Linked DNA regions of Mus musculus: regions 1 and 3 are each linked to region 2. Evidence: chromatin loops called from intact Hi-C (ENCODE). Cell type or tissue: left cerebral cortex. All regions are shown on one strand. Links, peaks and the distances in the headings refer to the core of each region. The heading gives the core; the rest is flanking DNA.

What was found. Peaks named below come from ENCODE experiments on the same cell type or tissue, not always from the same donor. Only the 100,000 strongest peaks of a DNase experiment are listed, where the experiment ranks them.
Region 1: a loop joins it to region 2, with 4 times the contacts of the local background. A loop is called at or near these places in 9 of 42 quality-filtered maps.
Region 3: it touches region 2 in a loop (12-fold over the local background); 9 of 42 quality-filtered maps call a loop at or near these places.

The regions. Positions count from the first base shown.
Region 1 is chr12:103,430,699-103,434,877 of GRCm38, forward strand. Ifi27 (interferon, alpha-inducible protein 27) reads left to right here and starts at 3,491. Exons shown (of 6, transcript NM_194067.2): 1 at 3,491-3,652. It also overlaps a transcript of Ifi27l2a not described here. In left cerebral cortex, for the core only: no CTCF peak of the experiment used is centred there; a DNase peak (open chromatin) is centred at 2,291; H3K4me3 peaks cover 87 bases; H3K27ac peaks cover 371 bases.
Region 2 is chr12:103,641,366-103,645,544 of GRCm38, forward strand. It overlaps the pseudogene Gm18501. Among named protein-coding and RNA genes, the nearest start is that of Serpina10, 12 kb to the left of the region's middle. In left cerebral cortex, for the core only: a CTCF peak has its summit at 2,199 (motif pointing left); a DNase peak (open chromatin) is centred at 2,184.
Region 3 is chr12:103,424,008-103,428,186 of GRCm38, forward strand. Ddx24 (DEAD box helicase 24) reads right to left here and starts at 1,840. Exons shown (of 9, transcript NM_020494.4): 1 at 1,772-1,840; 2 at 1-590. The coding sequence starts at 585. In left cerebral cortex, for the core only: CTCF peaks have their summits at 2,027 and 2,891 (motif pointing left); a DNase peak (open chromatin) is centred at 1,954; H3K4me3 peaks cover 1,546 bases; H3K27ac peaks cover 854 bases.

The DNA of each region.
Region 1 (4,179 bases), core at 769-3,268, 210 kb before region 2:
CCCAACACAAAGCTTACAGATTTGGCTACCCAGATTACTCTAACTCCTAACATATGCCTTCAAGTGCTGGAACTGTAAGAGGTTGCCAGACATGCCTGGCTTTTATCTGAGTGCTGGGTTCCCAACAACAGTGCTCACACTTGTATTACTAGCTCTTTAACCAATGGCCTAACTCCACCCCCACACAACCCCAGGTTTTGGTGATTGAATATTTGATCCTTTTTTTTAATGTCAACGTGGTATAGGCTAGAGAGATGGCCCAGCAGTTCAGAGTATTGGCTGTTCTTCTAGACGACCTGGGTTCACTTGCCAGCACCCACAAGGCAGCTTACAACCAACTGTAGTTCCAGCTCTGGGGGATCCAATGGCAAGCTCTGGTCTTCATGGGTACCAGACATACTGGTGGTACACAGACATACATATACGCAAAATACCTCTACATATAAAATGAATAAATGAGGTGTTTTTTTTTTATGTTAACCTGCTAGTCTCTCATATCTTCAGATCTTTGGATAAAAGGTGGCTTACAGATTGAAATCCTGTCCCTACTCATTGGCTTTTGTAGTGAGAGGCGTATGAAACTCTGGTGCTCTCCTTACAAAATTCCTCTCTTTCTTCCCAGTGCTGAGGATGAACCCTGTAGTGGCTATTCCTGGCTGTCAACTTGACTCTATCTGGAGTGAACTACAATCCAGAATTGGAAGGCTCACCTGTGATCCTAATCTGGAGGCTGGGAGATACAAGTTTCTGACCTGGATCTTGGCATGGAGATCTTGAGGCATAGTGGCTATGAATTCCAGAAGATTAAGACATGGACATCTCTGAGTTCAAGGTCATCTGGGACAAAGCGTGATCCAGGCATGGTGGCACACACTTTTAATCTGGACCATACCTTCTGCTGGAGACCTACATAAGGACAGTGGAAGAAGGAAGATTTACTCTCTCTCTCTCTCTCCTTCACCTGCTTGCCTTGTGGGACTGAGCAACTGCTAGATCCTTGGACTTCCATTCACAGACCCTGCTGACCACTGTTGGGAGTTGGACTCCAGACTGTAAGTCACCAACAAATTCCCTTACTATATAGAGACTACCCATAAGTTCTGTGATTCTAGAGAACCCTGACTAATACAAACTCTGTCCATGCAAGGTAAGCAATCTACCACTAAGACACATCACTAACCTTTGGCTGTCTGATATATGGCCCTGCGATTAAAGCCAGGTTGCCCTTGACCTCTACAACTTCAGGCTACACATTGACAAGCACTGGAATATCTGGGATACATGACCATGCCCACTGCTCCTTCTAACTGTCCAATCAAATACATCAGGCCAGGCATGGTGATGCACACTTTTAATCTCAGCATTCAGGAGGCAGAGGCAGGTGGATCTCTATGATTCAGAGACCAGTCTGGTCTACACAGTGAGTCCCAGTACAGAAGAGAAACAAAAGACAAAACCAAACCAAAAATAAAGAGAGAAAGAGAGAGAGAGAGAGAGAGAGAGAGAGAGAGAGAGAGAGAGAGAGAGAGAAAGACACAAATCCAAATAATCTAATGATTAGCAAAATAATACTACAGAAAAACTCTTCTAGGTTGGGGATGCATCTCAATGGTAGAATGCTTGCCTAGTGTACACAGAGCCTTGGATTTTGTCCTCATTATGGAAGAAACCAGGCATGGTGATATATGCATATAATCCAGCACTCTCCCAAGCAGAAGATTCAAGGTCATCCTTAGAGGCACGCTTAGTGTAAGGCTAGCCTTAGCTAAAATTCACTTATTCTATCAAATTTTACAACATTTATTGTTGACATAACCCTCCTAAGGGCTAAAGTTCTGTTTTAAGTTTAAAGAACTGTGCTTTAGAGATATATACTATATATTATATGTGATATCAAATAATCCTGTCATCTTATAAGCCCCACTTGCCCAAGGTCAGACAACTTCCTGGAAGGTCTGGGGTTGATATGTATGGAAGACAACAAGCCACTGGTGTTTTCACTTCAGTAAACAATACTGGTTGCCCTAACTGCACAGGCCGTGCTTGATTGAAGTTAGGCAGGAAGTACATAGACAGAAAAGAAGTCTGGATGTGTGCTTCCCATGAGTGGATGTACGCTTGCCCCTGATTGAATGTATGCTTGCCTCTGATTGGGTGGAAGTGAGACGGACAAAGCTCTTTGCCTTTATTGTACTTTTTGAATATTCTGTAGTTATAGCAATTATATGCCTTCCCAGTGAGAAAAACATCCACACACTTGAGGATTAGAAAAGAGAAGGTGGGATGGAGAGTTGGCTCAGTAGTCAAAAGCACTTCTTGTTGCACAGGATGCCCATGGCTCTCACCGCCTCTTCCAACACCAAGCACAGTGTGGTGCACAGATATATACACCCAGACACGATACTCATGCACATAAAAGAGTAAAAATAAATATACATTTTTTTTAAGGAAAAGGCTTCCTACTAGGCCTACAACTAGTAGTTGTGGTAACAGTGACAATAATAGGCTCTGGCTAATGTACAAAGATAACTGGACACAAGATTTTACTAACTTATTTACACCATAGGCTTAGCATTCGGCAGGAACTGTCACCCTTCGGTCTCTTTCAGTCCCAGCCCCAGGGTACACTTTGAATATTTAACCAGAGACAGGAGACTGAAAGTCAGGCAGCTTGGACAGATGGGAGATTTATACAGCAAAGGTATTGCCGGAATTATTTTTAATTTCACCAGTGTTGTTCCTTTTGAATGTTTGCAACCCAGGTCTATCTTGCCTGCATGCAGAATTCAGCCTTTCTTAATAAGAGGTTAGGGGGTTTGATGGCAGACTAGGACTTAAAGGTGGCTGTGACCTTGAGGTGCTCTCTTGAGTTGCCCTTTAGAGCCTGTTCTTTGATATGGGGAGGGAACAAAGGTCTGATTATGAGTCAAGGTTGTTGCCCGTTGTTACAGGAACGGAGCCAGATTTGGGTTCATTCTTGGTGAACAACAGCAAAAACCTTCTCAGCCACCCTAAACTTCAATCATGGTACAAAATTTTATTTTCTACAGTGTATAAGAAACCCAGTGATATTTCACTTTCATTCCTTTCATATTGGAGACATTCCAGTTTGTGTAATTTAATATTAAATTCGACTTCGTGCAACTTAATATTTTCTAAGTGACATTATTAATAAATGTTTACAACCTCAATTTTATTACTTCAAGTTTCTCCCACAGCACTGTCACTGGAAGGAAAAAAACCCACTGGCAAACGTGTTATATTTTACAATACTTTGTAAACCGATTAACACTCAGAACCCTCAGTAAAAGAATAGTGAATTTTTCTTCCCAGCCAAAACAGCAGTGGGAATGGAAATTTTTCTCATTGGCTGCCTTCCATCACTGAGTGTTTCTTCAATCTGAGTGGATTTGTCGGGCCTGGAGAGAGCTGGGGAAATAGAAACCTATCTTATTGGCTGTCTTCAGTCACGGGGTGTATCTTCAACTAGAGTGGATTTGTCGGGCCTGGAGAGAGCTGGGGAAATCGAAACTTATTTCAGCAGCTGTCTTCAGTCACTGGGTGTGTCTTCCTGCACAGTGGACTTGACGGGCCTGGAGGGAGGAGAGGAAATTGAAACCTATCTCATCCTCTAGTTTATTTACATCATTGGGTATGTCTTCTTTGACCACAGTAGAGTTTTCCACTCTGAAATGAACTGGGTTTTCCAGAAACGAATCCAAGATCCAGCTGTTGGTAGTAGTGGGGGTGGGGATGTCAGTTGGGGTCTTCAGGAAATCTTCAGTGGGTAGGTCCAGAACAGAGACCCTACTCAGATGCCCCTAGGCCTAGGAGGCAAAAGTCCTCAGAGGCTGAAGGGAAGCCAATGTACAGGCTCTCTCAGAAGCCGTCTAGTTCTTGAAAAGGCACCTATCTATAAAGGTAATGGGTTATTTTTCCTAAGCTGGCGCAATGAGATAATTCAAGTCAGATTAATTCTATATAGGCAGATTTATCAGGAAGCTGCTCTCAGGCAAGATCACTGGCCACAAGGACCAAGTTCAGGGACCTCATTATGGTGATAGGAGGATGAGACAGAGACATGTGCATGCACCAAGAGAGAACAGAAGTCCAGGAAGAGACAGTTAGACACCAGCATGTCTGGACCATTTAGGGAAGAGGCCTGGGCTTATGGCAGCC
Region 2 (4,179 bases), core at 852-3,351:
GGTGAAACCTCTCAGAGGACAGTCACGCTAGGCTCCTGTCTGTGAATCCAGGCTGACAGATACAAACATAGCCTGAGGCTCCAAGGTAGTTGAAGGAAGAAGGCAGGCCTGCAATGTGTCCCTATTGATCGTCTGAGGACAGCTCTACATATTTCTCCCCAAATTGACAGGGGTTTCTACTACGTTCATTTATGTCTGTCTCACACAGGACACCTATGTGTCTAGGCCAGTAGTGACAAATACAGCTGTCAAAAGTGTCTTCACATGTATTATTGTGACAAGGCTTTGACCAACAATGAGGCATCAGTGTCTCACAGTGTGTCTCTGTGAATCCACTACTGATGCAGTCACAGTGGTACCTTTTTTTCTCCACCCACACGTAGACCTCCATAGAGAGGTGGCTGGCTGGCACATTCATCAAACTTGAGTTTGCAGTGGTCTTCACTGACTCCAGGTGCACAGTCACAGAGCTAAGCTCCAAGAGCATCCTGACATGTGGCACCATGTAGACATGCCTGGGATCCCCATTCATCGTTTTTGAACTCACAGTTCATACTAGGATACTCTTGAGGGCAGTCACACACACACACACACACACACACACACACACACACACACACACACACACATATCATCCTATCTCACTGAGGCATACAGCCTCATTTCATGCATGGATCAGAAACACTGTCATCTATTTCCAAGTCACCCTTTCTATTCTTGAATATGATGTCTCGCATGTTGAATGGCTCAAAGTCTGTTCTCCCCATCTCTGTCTCTGATTCAAATGGTTATCCAGTTGTCCCTCATTAACAAATAATATCATCATTTGTGCTTGGGTCATTTTAAGACTTTCTATTTCTACCCTTTAATTATCAATCATCTTTAATTATGTATTATTTTAATCACAGTAAATCAGTTGGCTAGATATTATCAAAAATTTTAAAATTATCTTGCAAAGCAGCAGGTTTCCTTTGTTTGTTTGCTTGCCTTTTCCACCTACACTTTGTTTTGGTCCCTTATTCCATTTCTAAAGATCTTATCCTACCTACACCATCAGCCTGCCTGTGTGTTCATGTGTTGGTACCAGCATTTTACCTACAGAGTCTGTGTTCTCTACTTCCTGTCTGTCACAATATCCTCTCTTTTTCCTGAGCCTGTAGCTTTTCTGTATTATCCTTGGGCATTTTCTAAATAGATTTTGATGTCATATTGTCAGATCTATGAGAAAAATTGTTGGTATATTTACTGGGACCCAATTAGTTAATATATTACATTAGAGAAAACAGTATGTAGGTGATTTTGAACAGTCTCACTCAGGAAGGGATAGTATACAGATGATTTGAGCAGTCTCACTCAGGAAGGGGTAACTTTCCATTTGTTCACATCTAACTTTGCATATTTAAGGAGTAGTTTGTTTTACTCAGTGTAGGTTTGGAGCAGTTTCACATTTATACCCATGCTGTTGTATCTTTTGGGCTATTGTTGCCTTTACTCTGCCATTGCATGTTTTGTTTAGCAGTTATTTATGCATATGAAAAGTGTCATTTTATGCTAATTATACCCCGACAACTTGCTGCACTCATTTACTGAGTTTGTGTGATCACTTGTTTTCGTGTGTGTGTGTGTGTGTGTGTGTGTGTGTGTGTGTGTGTTTAATAGAGACTTTGGTACCTTTTTGCCTATTTAGCAACACAGGCAGATGGCCACAGCATGATAATGCAGATAGTTTTATTCCTTTTTTCTCCAGTTCTAGTTTCTTGTCTTTAATTAATCTCATCATCTGATAAATAATCCCAGTTCAGTGTGAAATGATAGAGGATATAATCTGTATTTTTTTCTTAATTTTTGCTTTTGTAAGATTCAATTTAATGTTTTTTATGTAAGAAAGATTCTGGCTTTAAGAATCATGTATGTGAGCGTCTACTCAGGCACTCAAGGTATATAGTTAAGAAAATTATCTTTCAATTATTATTTTTCAGGGTGTATATTTCTATCATTTGTCTGTATCTATCTAGTCACCTATCCATCATTCTGACTATATTCTGTATCTCTATTAATAATCTATGTGTGTGTGTGTCTGTCTGTTTGTCTCTAATTGTCACCTACTGCTCTGTCTCACTTTGTTGGTCTGAACCAGGAAAGTGAAGCCATTTCATTCCACAATGTCTCTCTGGCGCCCTCTACTGACAAAAGCCGGCATTGTGCCCACTGTGGGATGCAGACACATTAAAAATGTAGACTTAGGTTGACAGAGCAATGATTATGGAAGGACTTAGAGCTGGTGAGCAATAAATTGATAATTTGCATGCCACATGGTTATTGTTTCTGTTACAATAATTTATATTTTAAAGGTATCTTTGAAATATTTCCCCCTTTGCCCACATATTTACCTTTCTCATGCTTTTAGAATCATCTTTCTGCCCAAATAACTATCTTAAAAATATATATTTAATAATCATAATATGTTTCATCTTTTGTCTTCTAAAATTCATGTGGTCACATGTTTTCTGTTTTATGTGTATGGATGTGTTCCCTGCATATCTGTGCACAATGTGTGTACAGTGCTTACATGGTTCAGGAGAGGACGTTTATCCTGGAACTGGAGTTAGGGCAGCTGACAGGTTGGTGCGGGAGCCAAACCTGGTTCCTCTGGAAAAGCAGCCAGTGCTCTTACCTGCTGATTTGTCTCTCCGGGCCCTCTGTCTTCATTTCTGAAGGGTCTTTTTCTTCTTTCTGAAAACTGTTATCACTGCCCTCCTTCACTCCCAGAACTTTAAAGGCATCTATCTTAGTATAGTTTTCAAGAGTTCTAGTTTTTAGCTTTCTATTCTAAGCATCCTTGAATTTACCAAAGTGGACTTAACCATCATATAATGATCAAACCCAGGAAATCTATAGGTTACTATATTGTGTTAATAATATCCAATCGTTCAAATCTTTTAAATTACACTGCTTTTCTGGCTCCAAGTCCACTCCCAGATCTCCCAGTGGCATTGGCTTTCATGTCCCTTGGTTGTCCTCCTACCCAGGCAGGAGAAAACGCAGGTTTGTTTCCTTTCCCTCTGGGCCTGGTGGAAGGATTCTGCCTGAGACTTTGTACATTTTTCACTTTAGGTTTGTCCCAAATGCCTTCCTGTCAACTCCAGGTTGCATGGTGTGGGTAGGAATCCTGCAGAATTAGTGTGCTTCTCAGTTCAGCTCATAGGATGACCTGCAGTACTTCCGACGAGAAGTCCAGCCTCCTCTTTCTAAACCTTTGTCCTCTGTATGCAGTGCATCTTTCTCTGTGTGTGATTCAAGAGTTTTCTGTTTCTGCTCAGGCATGTTGTTCCTTGCCTGAGGTTCTCTGTGTTTCTCCTGTGGATTCTTTCCATCTGTTGGACCCGAGCACTTACAGTTTTCATTAAGATTTGGCAAAAAAAAGCAAACAAAAGGAGACACCCAGCCGTTTGTGGTTAGTCTTTCTCATTGTAACCAAATGCTTGACAGAAACGGCTTAAAGGGGGAAGGGAGGTTTATTTACCCCGGAACTCAGGCATTTCAAAACCATGGTCTTTGAATCCAGCCATTGGGGAGATGTAGTGATGTGGGACCCTTTGGTGGCAGAAACGTGAAAGAGGTGGCTGCTTACCTTATGGTGGACAGGAAACAAAGAAACAGAATAGAAGAAGTGGCCAGGGTAAGGTGTAACACCCAATGACACACCTCCAGTGACCTGTTCCCACCAACTCAGCCTCATAGTCTACCTTCTGCACATCCCAATAATGCTAGGATATATTTTAGGTGGTTTTTTTTTTTTTTTTTTTTTTGGTCTCCTGCATCCACCCTCTCCTGGGGCTCCGACTTCAGATGATAATGCTATGTGTGTGGAAGCCTGAATCACGGGGAGTTTTATTGTTACGTTACTGGTTTTATAGTATCCTGGAAGATACATAAGAAAAAAAATTCAATCAGCTACTATTGTCCCCAACCCAACACAACCTCCTCCTGGCATTTTAAAATGTTAAGTGACATGGTAGAGAAATTGATGTTCATATTTTTATCTCTCCCTCATTTGTCTCTTAAACCCAGGTAACTTTGTTTACGAACTTCAGTGCAGCCGCCCTTTCTTTAGCGATTCTGGGTTTTAAATATACCTCATCCTTTTGAGATTTGTTTTAAAACTGTATACTTTATGAT
Region 3 (4,179 bases), core at 769-3,268, 220 kb before region 2:
CCAGGCAGACACATCTGCCTTCTGGTCGTGCACCTCAGCCATCCATGTCTTCTTCGATTTTTTGGGCAATTTGGGGGAAGTGCTCTGAAAAGTATCCAATTTTTTTTTCCCTTTGTTTTTCTTCTTTCTTGGAGCAGCCTGGGCCAGGCTTTCTGATTTGGCTCCTCCGACCTTTTGATCAGAACAAGCAGTGACTTCTCCCTGAGCCTCTGGCTCGGACGCTTTGACTTCATACTCATTCTGGGCAGCAGCGCCTTCGGCAGCTCGTGCCGCATCTCTCTGCTTCTTCAACTTGATCTTTTTCTTTGGGGAGCTGGACTGTCCTTCCTCCTCTTCTTCCTCTTCTGAAACAGCCTGGGCCTTTCTCTTCTTTGTCTCCTCACTTGAGAACAAACGGGAGGGATTCTTGACTAAACGGTAATCTGTCAGCTCTTCAAAGCACACCAGGTCATCCATCTGTCCATCTGCAAACAGATTCGGGTCGATCGTCACTTGCTTCCATTTCCCCACAATCTTGATGCCCTTCCTCTGGAACGTGCCACGGCTTGCCAACTTTGGCTTTGAGTTTGTCTCCTTCACCTTCATGGTTGCTGAAAAGAAATGTTCTTCTGGGTTAGTGACTGTGGGGTACAGGCTCTAGGGCAACACACGCTTTCCTAAAACGTACTAGACCCTGCAAACAGCCAAGGACACAGAGATGGCTTAACTTACATAGAGGAGATGCTCAAATCCAGAAAATGAAACACACCCACAGAATAGGTAGTTTGGCTTGGAGCAGAGGGGACACAGGCAGTAAAGGACACATGAGCTATCTCTGGTTAGGATCCTAGCTCCAACACTTACTTTGTATGCAACCCCCACCCACCCACCTCCTCTCAGAATTTAGTGTTACAATCTTTCTAAATGAGAAGGGTGTGATAATATCTAATAATAACTAATTTTACACTGTACACAAAATAAGTATCAAAAGAGGCTTGATAAGCCATTTTGAACACGGAGTAAGAATCTGAGATACGGCGTGCTTTTTTCCCTGGTAGAACAAGACAAGTGCCATTTCCATCATCTTGGCCTTGGCCAGATAGGTTGAAACACGTCAAGTCCTAGGTTCCACCCCCCCTAGCACTGCGTAAAACCGTACATAGCCGGTATCCTGCCCTCAGGAATGGAGATGGAAGATCAGGAGCTCAAAGCCAGCCTTGGCTACACAAGACCCTGTCTTTAAAGTCTGAGTATGCACGACTCATCTGTGTGGAAGTGGCGCTACATGGGTCCTCTCTAAATGAAAAGGGACATTGTGGAGAGAGTAAGGCAAAACTCGATTCAAATCTGGATCCTGCTCGGTGTTTGCTGCACATCTCTGTGCCTCAGTCTCCTTATCTACAAATTGAGGATAATGAGATATTTATCGCACTGGGTCCTCATCTGAATACGAAATAGTGACGCACGTCAAAAACCGCTTAACATGGCGTCTGTGAGGATGGCATGGGACGCACGGCGACCCCCCGACCCCCGCCGCACCTCGGCCCCACCTTGACAAGGTGAAGGGAACGTCACTAGAAATAGGGCGCGGGGGAGTGACCTGTGCCTTCTGCCAGAGTCCCACGAGGGCTTCAAGGGAGGTTGCCGGGCCTTGATGCCCACAGCAAAGCATGAGCCACCGGCAACCAAGGTTGTGGGGACACCGGTGAGCCACGATGCTTCGAAGACACCGGGGAGCCCCTCCGCAGCCGGCCAGGGCCTGCTCCGCTCCGAACCCACAAAGAGCACTCACCGCCGCAGTCACCTCACACGCCGGGCCGTTTGCGCCAACCCGACCCGGAACTGCAGCAGCTTCAGTACTGCAGTTCCGGGGCGGAGCTCCGGGCACGCGTGCGCGCTAAGGAAGGAAGTTCCGCCTCTGTGCGGAAGCGTCTATCTGATTGGCACTCTCTCAGGACTTTGGCTGGAACTCGGAGGACTGAGCTGGGGGGCGGGCCCTGTGTGGCCTAGGTTACGCTTCCTGTTTATGGTTTAGGCAATGTTTCGGAGCTCCTTCCTGGACGCTAGGGAGCGCAAGCGCCCGGGTAATCGCTGTCTGGTTTGTGTGCAGTAGCTGTCCCACATGCATGAGTAACTGACTACCTGGAGCCTTAAAACATTTCCTTACCTAATTTATAAACCACCTAACCCTGGGTTGAAAGAGCCATGTTCTCCAGTTCGTAGTGCCTTTCCTACTGCACAGAGCTGGTCACGATACATTTGCCTGTTTAGTTTGATTGTTTTTTGATGTTTGTGCTGGAGATTTAAACTAGTCTTAGAGGCTGTATAGATGGCTCAGAGGTTAAGAGCACTGACTGCTCTTCCAGAGGTCCTGAGTTCAATTCCCAGCAACCACATGGTGGCTCACAACCATCTATAATAGGATCCAATGTATTCTTCTAGTGTGTCTGAAGACAGCTGCAATGTACTCATATAAATTAAAAAAATAAATAAACTAGTCTTCCATGCATATGGAAGCACGCTTCCCACTGAGCCATCTCCGAAGACCTGAAAATGTATTCTTTTATATCTTAACTTAGATCAGTTTTTTTTTTTCCGTGTCAGCATTATGAGATACACACCTAACACTGAATTAGATAACAGAGTGTTGTCATTGGCAAGGGACTTTCACCAAGACGCCAAAAGGATAGACAAGAGCAAAAAGAGATGCATGAAATTTTTATGAAAACAAAAATGCTTCCGCACACCACCCTGAATAGAGAGGGGAAAAAAGGCGGGCTGGAGAGTTGGCTCAGTGGTTACAAGCACAGACTGCTCTTCCGAGGGATCTGTGTTCAGTTCCCAGCACCCATATAGCAACTCACAACCATCCATAATTCCTGACCAGAGGATCTGATGCCCCCTTCTGGCCTCAGTGGGTGCTGCAAACACGTGGTGCACAGACATACACCTAAAAACGTAAAAGAGATATCTTGTTAAAAAGAATAAAGGAGGGGCTGGTGAGATGGCTCAGCAGGTAGCGCACTGACTGCTCATCCTAAGGTCCTGAGTTCAAATTCAAGCAGCCACATGGTGGCCCACAAACACTGGTAATGAGATCTGACGCCTGCTTCTGGCATGTCTGAAGACAGCCACAGTGTACTTATTTATAATAATAAACCTTTGGGAGGGAGCAAGCAAAGCAAGGGGAGTTGACCAGAGCAAGCAGGAGTCCTAAAAAAAATTCAATTCCTAACAACCACATGAAAGCTCACAAACAATTGTACAGCTAAGTGTACTCATATACATGAAATAAAATAAATCTTTTTTAAAAAAGAGTAAAGGAAATCCTACAAACTACACATCTGAATGTGGTTAATAAAGCAGGAAATACAGAATTCAGAAACTCAATTGTAAAAGGATATGCTTACAAAATGGGCAATAAACCAAAATAAGCATTTCTTAAAAGGTACAAGAAAAAAATGCTCAGGGAGCCACTAGTCAATTGGATAATGCAAACTAGAGCCACAGGTAGACATGGCCTCACTGCAGTGAGAATGTTACAGGGAACAAAGCCTGGCTCATTGTTGTGGGCTATAACTAAGTACAGCCATCATGGAAATTCCTGAAGAATGAAGAACTAGAATGACCATCTGCTCAGAAGGTATGTGAAGCAAGTGAAGTCTGTCAAGGAGACACCTGAATCAAACACTTCAAAAAAACCAAGCAATGGACAGATCCATCAGCCAATGAGTGGATACAGAAATTGTGGCACTCAAGCAGTGTAGAATACTATTTGGTCACAAAAAGAATGAAATCCTCTGCTAGAATATGTGGATACAACCATAGACCATGATGTTAGTCTAATAAGGTCAGGTAGAAAAATGATACTGTGTTAGTTAGGGTTCTCTAGCATCACAGAACTTATGGGTAGTCTCTATATAGTAAGGAAATTTGTTAGTGACTTACATAGTCCAACTCCCTAACAATGGTCAGCAGCAGCTATGAATGGAAATCCAAGGATCTAGCAGTTGCTTAGACCCACAAGGCAAGCAGGCAAAGAGAAAACCAGTCATCAACAGGTCTCCAACAGAAGGTGTGGCCCAGATTAAAGGTGTGTGCTACCATGCCTTTAATCCCAGATGACCTTGAACTCAGAGATCTCCCTGTCTTAAGATTCTGGAATTCATAGCCACTATGCCTCAAGATCTCCATGCCAAG